Regions from separate parts of the Homo sapiens genome. Here region 2 is linked to region 1. Evidence: chromatin contacts called from ENCODE Hi-C or POLR2A ChIA-PET data. All regions are on one chromosome and are shown on one strand. The core of a region is the stretch at or near the end of the contact, and the rest is flanking DNA. Distances in the headings are between cores, read along the strand shown. Region 1 holds the start of LINC01703 (long intergenic non-protein coding RNA 1703). Region 2 overlaps TMEM63A (transmembrane protein 63A).

The links. A loop is a pair of places that touch in the nucleus more often than their neighbours do. ChIA-PET counts read pairs that join two places held with the same protein, here RNA polymerase II (POLR2A). Pooled maps may share reads with other maps.
Region 2: a loop to region 1 is called in a pooled map, with 2.8 times the contacts of the local background. The contact joins the enhancer-like site here to the promoter of LINC01703 in region 1. A Hi-C loop is called at or near these places in 1 of 50 pooled maps. POLR2A ChIA-PET finds 5 or more read pairs at or near these places in 3 of 52 experiments (B cell, GM10248 and activated T-cell).

Annotation. Positions count from the first base shown.
Region 1 is chr1:226,081,716-226,087,563 of GRCh38, forward strand. LINC01703 (long intergenic non-protein coding RNA 1703) reads left to right here and starts at 1,860. Exons shown (of 4, transcript NR_146920.1): 1 at 1,860-2,253; 2 at 5,081-5,338. RefSeq lists an enhancer at 839-1,706 and silencers at 1,521-1,570, 1,681-2,260.
Region 2 is chr1:225,843,744-225,849,875 of GRCh38, forward strand. TMEM63A (transmembrane protein 63A) reads right to left here. Exons shown (of 25, transcript NM_014698.3): 22 at 5,154-5,269; 23 at 4,749-4,811; 24 at 3,291-3,470; 25 at 1,793-3,189. The coding sequence ends at 3,297. EPHX1 (epoxide hydrolase 1) reads left to right here. Exons shown (of 9, transcript NM_001136018.4): 8 at 755-880; 9 at 1,403-1,820. The coding sequence ends at 1,604. Among named protein-coding and RNA genes, the nearest start is that of TMEM63A, 36 kb to the right of the region's middle. RefSeq lists enhancers at 2,163-2,973, 4,609-4,658. Within about 2 kb of position 4,413, at least 12 of the 41 ENCODE cell types and tissues checked have a DNase peak (open chromatin) inside an H3K27ac peak, as active enhancers do; they include B cell, where a contact is called at or near this core.

The sequences.
Region 1 (5,848 bases), core at 610-3,109:
CCATCTCTACAAAAAATACAAAAATTAGCCAGGTGTGCTGCTGCGCGCCTGTAGTCCCAGCTGTTCAAGAGGCTGAGGTGAGAGGATCGCCTGAACCCGGGGAGGTTGAGGCTGCAGTGAGCTGTGACCGCGTCACTGCACTCCAGCCTGGGTGACAGAGTGACACCCTGTCTCAAAAAAAAAAAAAAAAAAAAAAGGGCCGGGCGCAGTGGCTCACACTGTAATCTCAGCACTTTGGAGGCCGAGGGGGGCGGATCACAAGGTCAAGAGATTGAGACCATCCTGGCTAACACGGTGAAACCCCGTGTCTACTAAAAATACAAAAAATTAGCTGGGCGTGGTGGCGGGCGCCTGTAGTCTCAGCTACTCGGGAGGCTGAGGTAGGAGAATCGCTTGAACCCGGGAGGCGGAAATTGCGGTGAGCCGAGATCGCGCCATTGCACTCTAGCTTGGGCAACAAGAGCGAAACTCAGTCTCAAAAAAAAAAAAAAAAAAAAGGCCGATCCAATTTGTTAAATGTGTGTATGTATGTATTTTTAGTTTTTGAGACGGAGTTGCTCTGTTGTCCAGGCTGGAGTGCAGTGGCACAATCTTGGCTCACTGCAACTTCTGCCTCCCGGGTTCAAGTGATTCTCGTGCCTCAGCCTCCCGAGTGGCTGGGACCACAGGTGCGTGTCACCACGCCTGGCTAATTTTTGTATGTTTAGTAGAGACAGGGTTTCGCCATGTTGGCCAGGCTGGTCCCAAACGCCTGATCTCAGGTGATCCGCCCGCCTCATCCTCCCAAAGTGCTGGGATTACAGGCGTGAGCCACCACGCCCGGCCAGTTTCAAACATTTGCAAGGTCTATATGTTGTATATGAATTAGTAAAAGAAACATTACACATCAAACCTGTGATTTCGTATAACACCTCTAAATTTGAGTCAATTAAAACATCGTAATAATAAGAGTTCAGTTTTACAATTAGTGCTGGCAAGGCAAAAATAACGAAAGTGGTAGGAGGTCCGGGGATTATGTGAGAGAACGCATGACAAATGTTTAGCACAGAGCCGGGCACACACAGTGAGGGCTCAATTCACGGTGGATTTTATTTGGTCATCATCATCACATTTGGAGCTGAAATAGAACAGTTCTGATTCCAAGTGAAGGGGAGGTAGAGTGGAGGGGGTGGGGAGGGCTAGCTTGGATTTCTGCTAAGATGTCACAGCCTCGGATACCCTCAAGGCATGCCATGCCCGGGCTTAGCTGGGTGAGGGGCCTGTGAAGCTTGTTGGTGTGTAAGAGACCTCGGTGGCATCACTGTCAGCGCAGCCGAAGCCACCACGCTAGCTCCAGACTGGTCAGCAGATGGCCGCGCACCAGGCCCTTCCTGCGGCCCGGGCGACTCGTCTCTTAGTGGAGGAAGTAGCCGGCCCCGGACACACTCCTGAGGAGCGCTGCCCGCAGTCTCGGGAAACGGGGCGTGGGGCCAGCTGCTCCTTCCAACTCCTCCTCGGGGGCAGCATGAGGGAGGGTCGCTGTCAGGGCCTCGAGGACTAAGGGTTCAGGGTGCCCGCCGCTCGTCCCCTCCCCCCTCCCCCCCAGGTCGTGGAGGCCGGTCCCCAGCATCTCTCCAGCGTCCCCACTGTCGTGGCTCCGGGGCGGGCTTCTCCCTTTTCAGGCATTTCTGAAATCGCCGCCTCACCCGGGCTCTCTTCCTCCGGCTCGCCCTCCCCAGCCCCAGGTGCCAGAGAGAACTTTCCCCAAAACGCGAAACTGATCCTTTCAGACGCCTCGCGTTCGCCCAACAGCACCTCTAGCCTCGGTCGTTGTCACGTGACGCGGCCCCAAGGCCCAGGCCACGCCCCCGGAGCTCGCCACGCCCACCGGGTCCGCCCCCACGCGGCCGCCTGCACAGGGGGTTCCAGCCACCCGCGCTCTCCCAGGTTTGCCGACCTTACGGGCCCTTCTCCGCCAGCCCTGGCTGGGTCACCCCCACGACCCGGGACTCCCCCGCCGTTCCCTCCCGGGCTGCCTGCAGTGAGGTCCGCTCCTGAGGCCTCAGCCTCGCCGGGGGTAGGGCCCTCTCCCGCCGTCGCCGCAGCTCCTTTCCGTCCCGGGGCCTGGGGGGCACCGTCCCACGGGTGAGGGCCGCCTCCAGCGCCTGGCCCAGCCATGCGAACGCCTGGAGCCCGCGAGCTGCAGCTGCGGCCCTGAAGGTGCCGCATATCCTGCCGAGTGGGTGAAGCGTGGCACTTTGGAAAACAAATCGGGTTAGTGCTCAGCAGCCTCCGGGCCGATGGGTGGGGATGTCATACTATGAACTGAGAGCCCGCGAGCTGGAAAAAACAGTGCCAGTCCTGCCCGCGCGTCGCGGGACTCAGTAATTCCCGGCTCCGCAGCGCTCGAGCCTGTTCTCCGCAGCTTCATACCCTCTGCCCCGCGAAAGTGACCTCAGGGGCCGGGCGTGTTGGCTCACGCCTGTAATCCAGCACTTTGGGAGGTCAAGGCGGGCGGCTCAGTTGAGGCCAGGAGTTCGAGACCAGCCTGGCCAACAGGGCGAAAACCCATCTCTACTAAAAATACAAAAATTAGCCAGACGTGGTGGCGCACACCTGTAACCCCCAGCTACTCAGGAGGCTGAGGCAGGAAAATCACTTGAACCCGGGAGGCGGAGGTTGCAGTGAGCCGAGATCACACCACTGCACTCCAGCGTGGGTGACAGAGCGAGACTCCGTCTCAAAAAAGAAAGAAAGAAAAAGAAAAGAAAAAAGTGAGGCCGGGCACAGTGGCTCACGCCTATAATCCCAGCAATTTGGGAGGCCTAGGCAGGTGGATCACGAGGTCAGAAGTTCAAGACGAGCCTGGCCAAGATGGTGAAACCCCGTCTCTACTAAAAATTCAAAAATTAGCCGGGCATGGCTGGGCGCAGTGGTTCACACCTGTAATCCTAGCACTTCAGGAGGCCAAGGCAGGTGGATCACTTGAGGTCAGGAGTTCGAGACCAGCCTGGCCAACATGGTGAAAACCCATCTCACTAAAAATACAAAAATTAGCCGGGCTTGGTGGCAGGCGCCTATAATCCCAGCTACTTGGGAGGCTGAGGGAAGAGAATCACTTGAACCGTGGAGGCAGAGGTTGCAGTGAGCCGAGATCTCACCACTGCACTCCAGCCTGGGCGACAAAGCGAGACCCTGTCTCAAACAAAACAAAATAATAAAATAAAATAAAAATTAGCCAGGTGTGGTGGTGTGTGTCTGTAGTCCTAGCTACTTGGGTGGCTGAGCTGGGAGGATCACCTGCTCAAGAGTTTGAGGCTACAGTGAGCTGAGATCACACCACTGCACTCCAACCTGGGTGACAGAGCGAGATCCTGCCTTAAAAACAAACAAGGGCTGGGCACAGTGGCTCACCCCTGTGATCCCAGCACTTTTGGAGGCCAAGGTGGGCGGATCACCTGAGGTCAGGAGTTCAAGACCAGCCTGGCCACCATGGTGAAAACCCGTCTCTACTAAAAATACAAAAATTAGCCAGGCGTGGTGGCAGGTGCCTGTAATCTTAGCTACTTGGCAGGCTGAGGCAGGAGAATTGCTTGAACTGGGGAGGCAGAGGTTGCAGTGAGCCGAGATCGCACCATTGCACCCCAGTCTGGGCAAAAAGAGTGAAACTCTATCTCAGAAAAAAAAAGAAAAGAAAAGAAAGAAAAAAGAAAAAGAAGGCTAGGCGCGGTGGCTCACGCCTGTAATCCCAGCACTTTGGGAGGCCGAGGCGGGCGGATCACGAGGTCAGGAGATCAAGACCATCCTGGCAAACAAGGTGAAACCCCGTCTCTACTAAAAATACAAAAAATTAGCCGGGCGTGGTGGCGGGCACCTGTAGTCCCAGCTACTCCGGAGGCTGAGGCAGGAGAATGGCCTGAACGCGGGAGGCGGAGCTTGCAGTGAGCCGAGATTGCGCCACTGCACTCCAGCCTGGGCAACAGAGCAAAACTCCGTCTCAAAAAAAAAAAAGAAAAGAAAAGAAAAAGAAAAACAACAAAAAAATCAGTTTGTTCCATGGGCAGTAGGCCATTGCTGCTCATCTTTTGATCAGAAGCAGTACTGAGTGGAGTATTAGGATGGTGAGGAAGGCATTCTGTTAATCCATGCATGGTGGTGCTGGCAGAAACAAGATGAACAGGCAAAGCAAATCCAGAATATGTGTATAATGTCCTTTCCATGATGGAAAAAGTCCAGTGTAATCAATTTGCCATTAGATGGCTGGCTGGGTCCCCCAAGGAGCCACAGTGGGCTCAGTGTTGGTCTCTGCTATTGGCAGATTAGGCAGTTAGTAGATGACTTACTCAGCCTTGGTGAGGGGAAGTCCATGTTGTTGAGCTCGCGCATAGCCTCCAATCTTGCCACACAGCCTCTTTGTTACATAGGTCCATTGGGCAAGCAATGGTAGCTGGAAAAAGAGACAGCCCGACCTCCAGAGAACATGCTTTGTTCCGCTGATAGTCAAGAGCCTCCTTTGCAGTGATACCCTTTGGTGTGCATTCACATGGGACCCAAATATCTTTATATTCTGGGCCTGTTTGGAAGATCTGTCCACATACTTCTTCCCCAGACCTGCTTGTCACCAATCCTCCTTCCATGTTCTTGCCAGTGAATCTATGTAGATCCCTCCATCTGGCTGTCTCTCCATCCAGGCAAAGTAGACAAACAAATGTGCCTCTTGAAGTTCTGCCCCCAAGGAAGATTTTCTTTCACCACTTGTCCTTCAGGGACACCCTGGAGCGGGGCTGGTGGGCTCCAGCTGTCCACTCTCTGTTGTGCAGGAGCCATCTGTAAACCAAGTCTGGATTTTTTTCCTCCTCAGTCAACTGACACAGGAACTTTTTTTTTTTTTGAGACGGAGTCTTGCTCTGTCGCCCAGGCTGGAGTACAATGGCGTGATCTCGGGCTCACTGCAACCTAAGCCTCCTGAGTTCAAGTGAGTCTCATGCCTCAGCCTCCCGAGCAGATGGGATTACAGGCCACAACGGGCTAATTTTTGTATTTTTAGTAGAGACGGGGTTTCACCATGTTGCCCAGGCTGATCTCAAACTCCTCATCTCAGGTGATCCGCCCACCTCGGCCTCCCAAAGTGCTGGAATTACAGGCATGAACCACGGTGCCCGGCTGACACAAGGAACTTTCTATGAGGTCCTAGGAATGAAGGAAAACAGGCAATAAGGCAAGAATCGCTGTCGAAGGAGTCTGCGCCACCTGCTCGCACAGCTCACTTGTGCCTTCTGAGCCTGCTGGAGCCCAGTGTACATATGCCGTCTCCGCGTGATTAGAGATTGCTGCTGCACGTGCCCAATCCCGTGGCGGGGTGAGTAAGACAACATGCAGTGCACATGCGGCCGCTTCACGACCCATAACTAGGTGTTCTGTTTCTACCAGGGACCAGAAGCAAGCCAGAAGAACAGTTATCTGTGAAACAGGCTGTGCATCTGTTCCCAAACCCTAGAGGCCTGTGCTGTGATTCTCTTACTGGTGCTTCCCAGGGCCTCCATATAGCATCCCCATTGCCACAGACACTCGGATATTGTTGGGTCTGTGGATGATAAGGGCCAAAAGAAAGAGCAGCTTGCACTGCACCCTGAACTTGCTACAGAGCCTTCTCTAGTCCTCACTCAGATTTATTTATTTATTTTTTAAATTAAATTTAATTTTTTTTGTTGTTGTTGAGACGGAGTCTCGCTCTGTCACCCAGGCTGGAGTGCAGTGGCGCGATCTCGGCTCACTGCAAGATCCGCCTCCCGGGTTCATACCATTCTCCTGCCTCAGCCTCCCGGGTAGCTGGGACTACAGGCGCCCACCACCGCGCCCGGCTAATTTT
Region 2 (6,132 bases), core at 3,163-5,662, 240 kb before region 1:
TTTCAAGCTGCGGGCAGAGCTGAAAGGGAGATGGAAGCACTTGGCCAACTTGCAGAAATCCAGTTCACAGAGGTGATGTGTATACTGGAACTAGTTTTCATTGACCAGTTTTCATTTTGCCACCAAAATCACATTGAAAAGGCTGTTCCCTTTATCTCTGTCCCTGCTCCCTGCTGCTGTTGCTAGAGATTCAGGGTTTGAGTGAGGAAGGTAGGGTTGGGAGGGCGTGCTCTGGGGAAAGTGGAAGGTGGGGTGGGGGCTGTGGAGTATGCATCCTGGACCCAAGCTGGCTAGGTTTGGATTCTCCACTTAATAAGTAAAATGGAGATAATAGTACCTATGTCCCATAGGCTGTTGAGAGGAAAACATGAATTAAAAGAAGGTAAGGAGCTTAGAACATGCTGCCTGGTATGTGGTCACCACAGTAGCTGGTGCCCTGAGCAGTTTCACGGTGCAGGGGTTGAGGGGAGGGAGGAGAGGTCAGTGGCAGGAGAGAGGGGACAGGTGTGTAGAGGCAAGGTGGGTGGGGGGAGGACCTTGGGGTGATAAGAGACACTTCAACTAAATCCATGCGCTCCAGTCTAGTGCCCTGGGCGCAGCCTGCCTGTGACACGAGGATACCACACACGTTGCATGAGGTCTGAGGAGGGAAGCCGCATGGGCAGGGCCTGGCATTTGTAGGACTTTCTGGCTGCCCTTTGTCACACAACTGCATGTGGCACTGAGAGTGGGGCTTTGTGTTCTGCGTTCCCAGGAAGTTCTCCCTGGACGACCTGCTGACCAACGTCATGCTCTACTGGACAACAGGCACCATCATCTCCTCCCAGCGCTTCTACAAGGAGAACCTGGGACAGGGCTGGATGACCCAGAAGCATGAGCGGTGAGCCTGGCTGAGCCGAGAACAGGGGCCTCTGAGGCTGGAGGCAGGGGGACGGCCAGTCTTGGGCTCCACGAAGGGCACTTGGTGGTGGGATAAGTATAGCCTTGCCTGCAGGTGCCCCAGGGGCCCTTGGATGGGAACACTAAAGGTCGAGGTGTTTGGAGAAAGCCCTCATGGAGGGACCAGGTGCCTGGCTCCCGGGCGGCCCTCAGTACCGCTCCCCAGTCTAGGATGCTGGTCTGGAGTGGCACTGATGGTTCTGGGATTTCCAAGTCTCACATGGAAACCCTCAAAGGTGGGGATTTAGAGGCTGTCCCATGCCCCTGCCTGGGTGGCCCTCCCAGAAAAGAGAAGGCCCTCAGTGAGGGGAGAGCGGTTGAGACCCTGGATTTGTCCTTTTCTTTATGGCTCCTTGTGGGTGGGCCAGCTGATCTCACCCCCAGGCGCTTTAACCCCCTGCTGTGCAGGACGGAGGGGCGCAGGGCCACAGCCTCACCCCTCCGTCGGCTCTTTCACTTCCAGGATGAAGGTCTATGTGCCCACTGGCTTCTCTGCCTTCCCTTTTGAGCTATTGCACACGCCTGAAAAGTGGGTGAGGTTCAAGTACCCAAAGCTCATCTCCTATTCCTACATGGTTCGTGGGGGCCACTTTGCGGCCTTTGAGGAGCCGGAGCTGCTCGCCCAGGACATCCGCAAGTTCCTGTCGGTGCTGGAGCGGCAATGACCCACCCCTCTCCCCCCGCCTGCCACCTCCCCCCACAAGTGCCCTCCAGGCTTTTCTTGGGGAAGATACCCCTTTTCTGAGGAATGAGTTTGCCTCCGTCCCCTGCCCATGCTGGGAGCCCACGCTCACCCCCTCACCCCTCCAAGCTCACTCCCCAACCCCCAACTCCGTGTGGTAAGCAACATGGCTTTGATGATAAACGACTTTACTCTAAAAGCGGCTGGAACTCAGTGACATGAGCGTGCGCTGACCCCACATGGGGCCCCCTGTGCAAGCAGAGCTGGCCGGCCCCTCCTTGCTGGCAGAGGCACGGGAGGCCTGCTGGGGATGAGGCCACTGGCCAGGGCTATGCTGCACCAGACCAATGGCACCGCCCCCACCCCTCCCAGCGCAGGGGCAGCTTGGAGCAGAGGCAGCACTGGCCACCACTGCGGGGGCAAGTCAGCGTCAAGAGAGTCCCTGAGTGAGAAGGCCCAGATAAGCCCAGGCCCCCCAGGCCAGCGGACAGGCACAGGCAGGGCCTACAGAGGTGCCAAGGCCCCAGGCCAGTTGTGCTAGGAGCCTGGACCTGCTCTTCCACACCCCCATCCCGCCCCTACTGCACAGGCTTGTGCCTTGGTGCCCCCTGGAGGCAGCAGGGAGGAGGCTTCTCAGGCAGAAGTCTTAAGTTGCATCCCATTCCCCAGAATCCCCAGGAGGGAGAAGAGGGATGGGCTGCCCCTCCTTCCTGCCAGAGCCACAGCTCAAGGGCAGTGGGATGGCCCTGCACCCAGCCCAGGTACCCCTTCCTCTGTGCCGACCATGCTGTCCTTTGGCTCCGAGGAGGCCCTGAGCACTGCCCACCCCCACACCTTGGAGGGAGCAGACGGAGGGGGTGAGTACTGCACAGAGCCTGCCTGGAGGTGCAGACTCATGCACTCAGCCCTGAAGAGGTGAGAGAGGCTGGATCTTAACTGTGGTCCAATGGGCATATTATGAGTGGTCCTTGTCCCTGCCTGCTATGGGGTAACCCTGACCCAGCTAGCGTCCCTGACAACATGATACAAAAACACAGAACTCTAGCGGGATACAGAGATGTGTGCACAGCTGGCAGGAGCACTGGCCACCTCCCAACCTGTTCCCCATAGCTTACTCCTGGATGTAGCCTGGAGGGACTGCTGGGCTGGGGAGGGACTGGCCATGGAGCAGGGAGCTGGATGCCAGCGGGACCTCAGACCTGGACTGCAGCATCTCTTTGGTTATCGGTTGTGTGTGTGCTCAGAAGGGAGGAGGCCTTCCCCTTGTTACATCTCTCTCTCCATATATTCTCCCGGACTCATCAGTTTGGGGGGCGAAAAGTCCACCACATGGTCTTGGCGACAAACCACTGGGGATGTCACCCCAGCTGCAGAGCTGGAAGCTTGTGCCGGAGGGGAAACTGGGTGAGCAAGGGAGGGGCGAGGCCTGCCTGTGCTCTCCTCACCACTGCTGGGACCAGAAAAGATGGGCACCTGATAGCTCAGCTGGGCAGTCCCAACGCATTCCCACTCAGCCAAGGGCCTGAGCCCCAGGCCATTCTGGTTGTGTCTTTTCAGAGCAGTGAGACCTAAAACAGATGGGAAGAAGTCATGAACTTGGGAGTCAGGCCGCTTCACCTGTCTTCTCACCCCACAGGCTCCCCTGAGCCTGGCCCAGCCAGCAGCTCACCCAGCCTCAGGCCTCCTGGGGGGCAGCAGCCACACTGCCCGTGGCGCTCTGCGCCAAGCACTGTCCAGGGATAGTCCCGCTGATGTTGTGGATGGCACCATAGGTCTGCTGCTGCTGCTGCTGCGGAGACAGTGCTGTCCTCTCCGAGGCCAAGCCGTTCAGAATCCGAGGCACGTAGGGCTGTCAGCAAATGGATTTGTGCTTGGCCTGGACAGGCATGAGCTTCCACACTGCATCCCTCCCCTCCTGCCCTTCTCCCAACAGGACACAGACAGTGGCCATAAAGGACATATGAAGAAACACCGACATCCATTTAGGACATTAAGACCGAAAATATGACACCTGCAGAATTTCCTAGCAGCCAGGGCAAAAGAGAAAGCACAGTTATACAGTTCTCATGATCACAGAAGGAAGCACAAGAGAGCAGTTCTCAGAGGAAACTAAACTTCCTAGCCCTGGATCCTAGGAGGATTTCTCACTTTGTAGAAGAAACAAGTCTACCTATATAGGGGGGCTTAGAACGCTGCCCTGGGACCCCTGGGATGCTCAACATATCTGTGTGAGTCTCATTTTGAGTCTCATTTCCTCCCAATCCCAGGCTCCAGCCACTGACCCCAGGCACAGAGCCCTGCCATACTCCTCCTGAGACCCTGGCTGTGAGGGCTTGACATCATCCACCTGTCCTGCATGTTCCCTGCTTGGCCAGCATAGCCACAGGTGTGTCGCTGGGTAATGAGTCCTTCTGAGGCCCTCCCTTGTTTGGAACTTGTCCAAGGACAGACACCGATAAGAGAGCCTGACACCTGGGAGGCAGCCACCAGAAAGAACCCTGCAGATGAGGTCGGCTCTGTCCTGGCCACGGCTGTCAGGAAGGCTGGTGACTACAGCTCTGGAACCCTGGGGCTCTGCTTTCCCTTCCCAGCCCCACCCTAGGAGCAGGACCCTGGAGGCTGTGTGCAGAGAGAACTAGGAAGGCAAGGAGCCCTGTGTCTCTCTACCATGGGGTCTTCCTCTGAAGCAGGTGCAATGTTCATTTCTTGAATTCAAAGGGAAGTCTGCCTGACACCCTCTTGGAGCCTAGTGGAGGACCTCGCACAGGCAGGTGCATCGCTGATGACAAACCTTTGTCAAACCCTAGCGCCTTACCATGTGCCTTCACTAAAGCCCCAAACTCACCAGGCATTAAATATGCAGAGAAGGAAAGAGAGCAGGGAACTGAAACCAAGGGGGATGGCCATGAATCGAGACAAGACTCTATCTCCTCAACAGTTTCAAATATGCAGGTTAAAATACCCAGGGGGACCAGGATTCCTTCTCTGCCATTAATTCACAAACTTGCCTGCCATGTGATCTTAGCAAGAGATGATCAAAGATTTGCCGGGGCCCATCTGGTTGGGACTGTTACAACCAAAGCAAAAAAAAGGGCGACAAGCTCAGAGGCTGAGGGGCACAGCTTACTGTGAACGGTGGGGGCATGTGGGCCTCTGCCTCACTTCCTTTGTCACTTGCAGGCTCTTCTGTCTGCAGATAACAGCAAAAACTTGCGATGATAAACAAAACTGATCTCTGTGAACAAACACCCTCCAAACACACAGACTATTAACACCCGGAATAATAGTACCAGCTGGCACCAAGCTCCCCAGCAGCCCGAGAGAGGATGGGGTGGGGGAGTGCAGGGATGAGGGGAGGAAGGGAAGCTACACATGGCACCCAACCACCCACGCCTTTCCCATGGAGAAGCAGAATCTGGAGAAGGCTGCTGCTGTGTTGATACAGACAAGGGTGGGCGGGGTTGACAGCGAGCCCGTCCCACCATCTGTTCCTCCCAGGGCTTGACCGGGCAGTGGGGTCGGGGGCCTTTACTTTGTAGTTCAGAGGGCTGAGGTGCTTGAAGCATCCAAAGCAGGTGTGAGCCAGGCAGACCAGGATGGTGAGCAGCAGCACCAGGAAGGTGAACAGAGTGGCGGGGGCCTTCATACCTGGTGATAGAGGGTGGCTAGCCTTGGGGTGGGCAGGGAGGGGCCACCACCTACCCTCACCCTGCTGAGGAAGGGGCCGCACCTGGTGTGGAAACTGCCCGTGACTTCTCCCTCAGGCAGAAAATAAAGGTAAGGCCTAACCCCCCACCCCCACCCCTCAACTCCAGCAGCAAGGATGGTGTCTTCACAGCCAGGAACACACAGAGGGACCCACTGAATGACTGGCATCATCCCTGGTCAGATTTCAGGCACTGGGGTGCCAAGTCAATGGCAATTCTTCAGCCTCCTTGCTGGTCCGTTCCCTCCAGTCTCCAGTGCCCTGGGCTAGAGAGGATGGACCCTCCCACACCCCCAGTCTGACCGGGGCAGACGTGTCTTTCCCCCAGGAGTGTCAGTTTTCTCTCCTCCACGTCCCCACCTCTTCCATGCCAGGAGGTACAAGGAGCTGGGCCCAACCACCAGCCTCAAAGGGCAAATCTGGATCAGCTTCCCCATTTCCTCTGGTTCAGTCCCTGCACAGCTGATAAAGGCACTATCTTCTCTCCAGGGATGTATGGGACAATTGACCAGGCCTTCACAAGGGTTACACCTGCACTCGGGCTAGCTTAGGAGCCAGGCTGTCAACACCACACCCAACCAGCCCCTCACCCTGGGTATCATGTTTTGATTGGACACCTAACCAGTCCTCACTCTGGGCACCACATTCTGACTAGACATGTAACCAACCCTCATTCTGGGTACCACGTTCTGATGGGACACCTAACCAGCCCTCACTCTGGGCACCACATTCTGACTGGATGCCATGCTGATGCTGTGAAAGCAATGAGGGATCTGACTGGCTGGTGGGGATGCAGGGCTGGGAG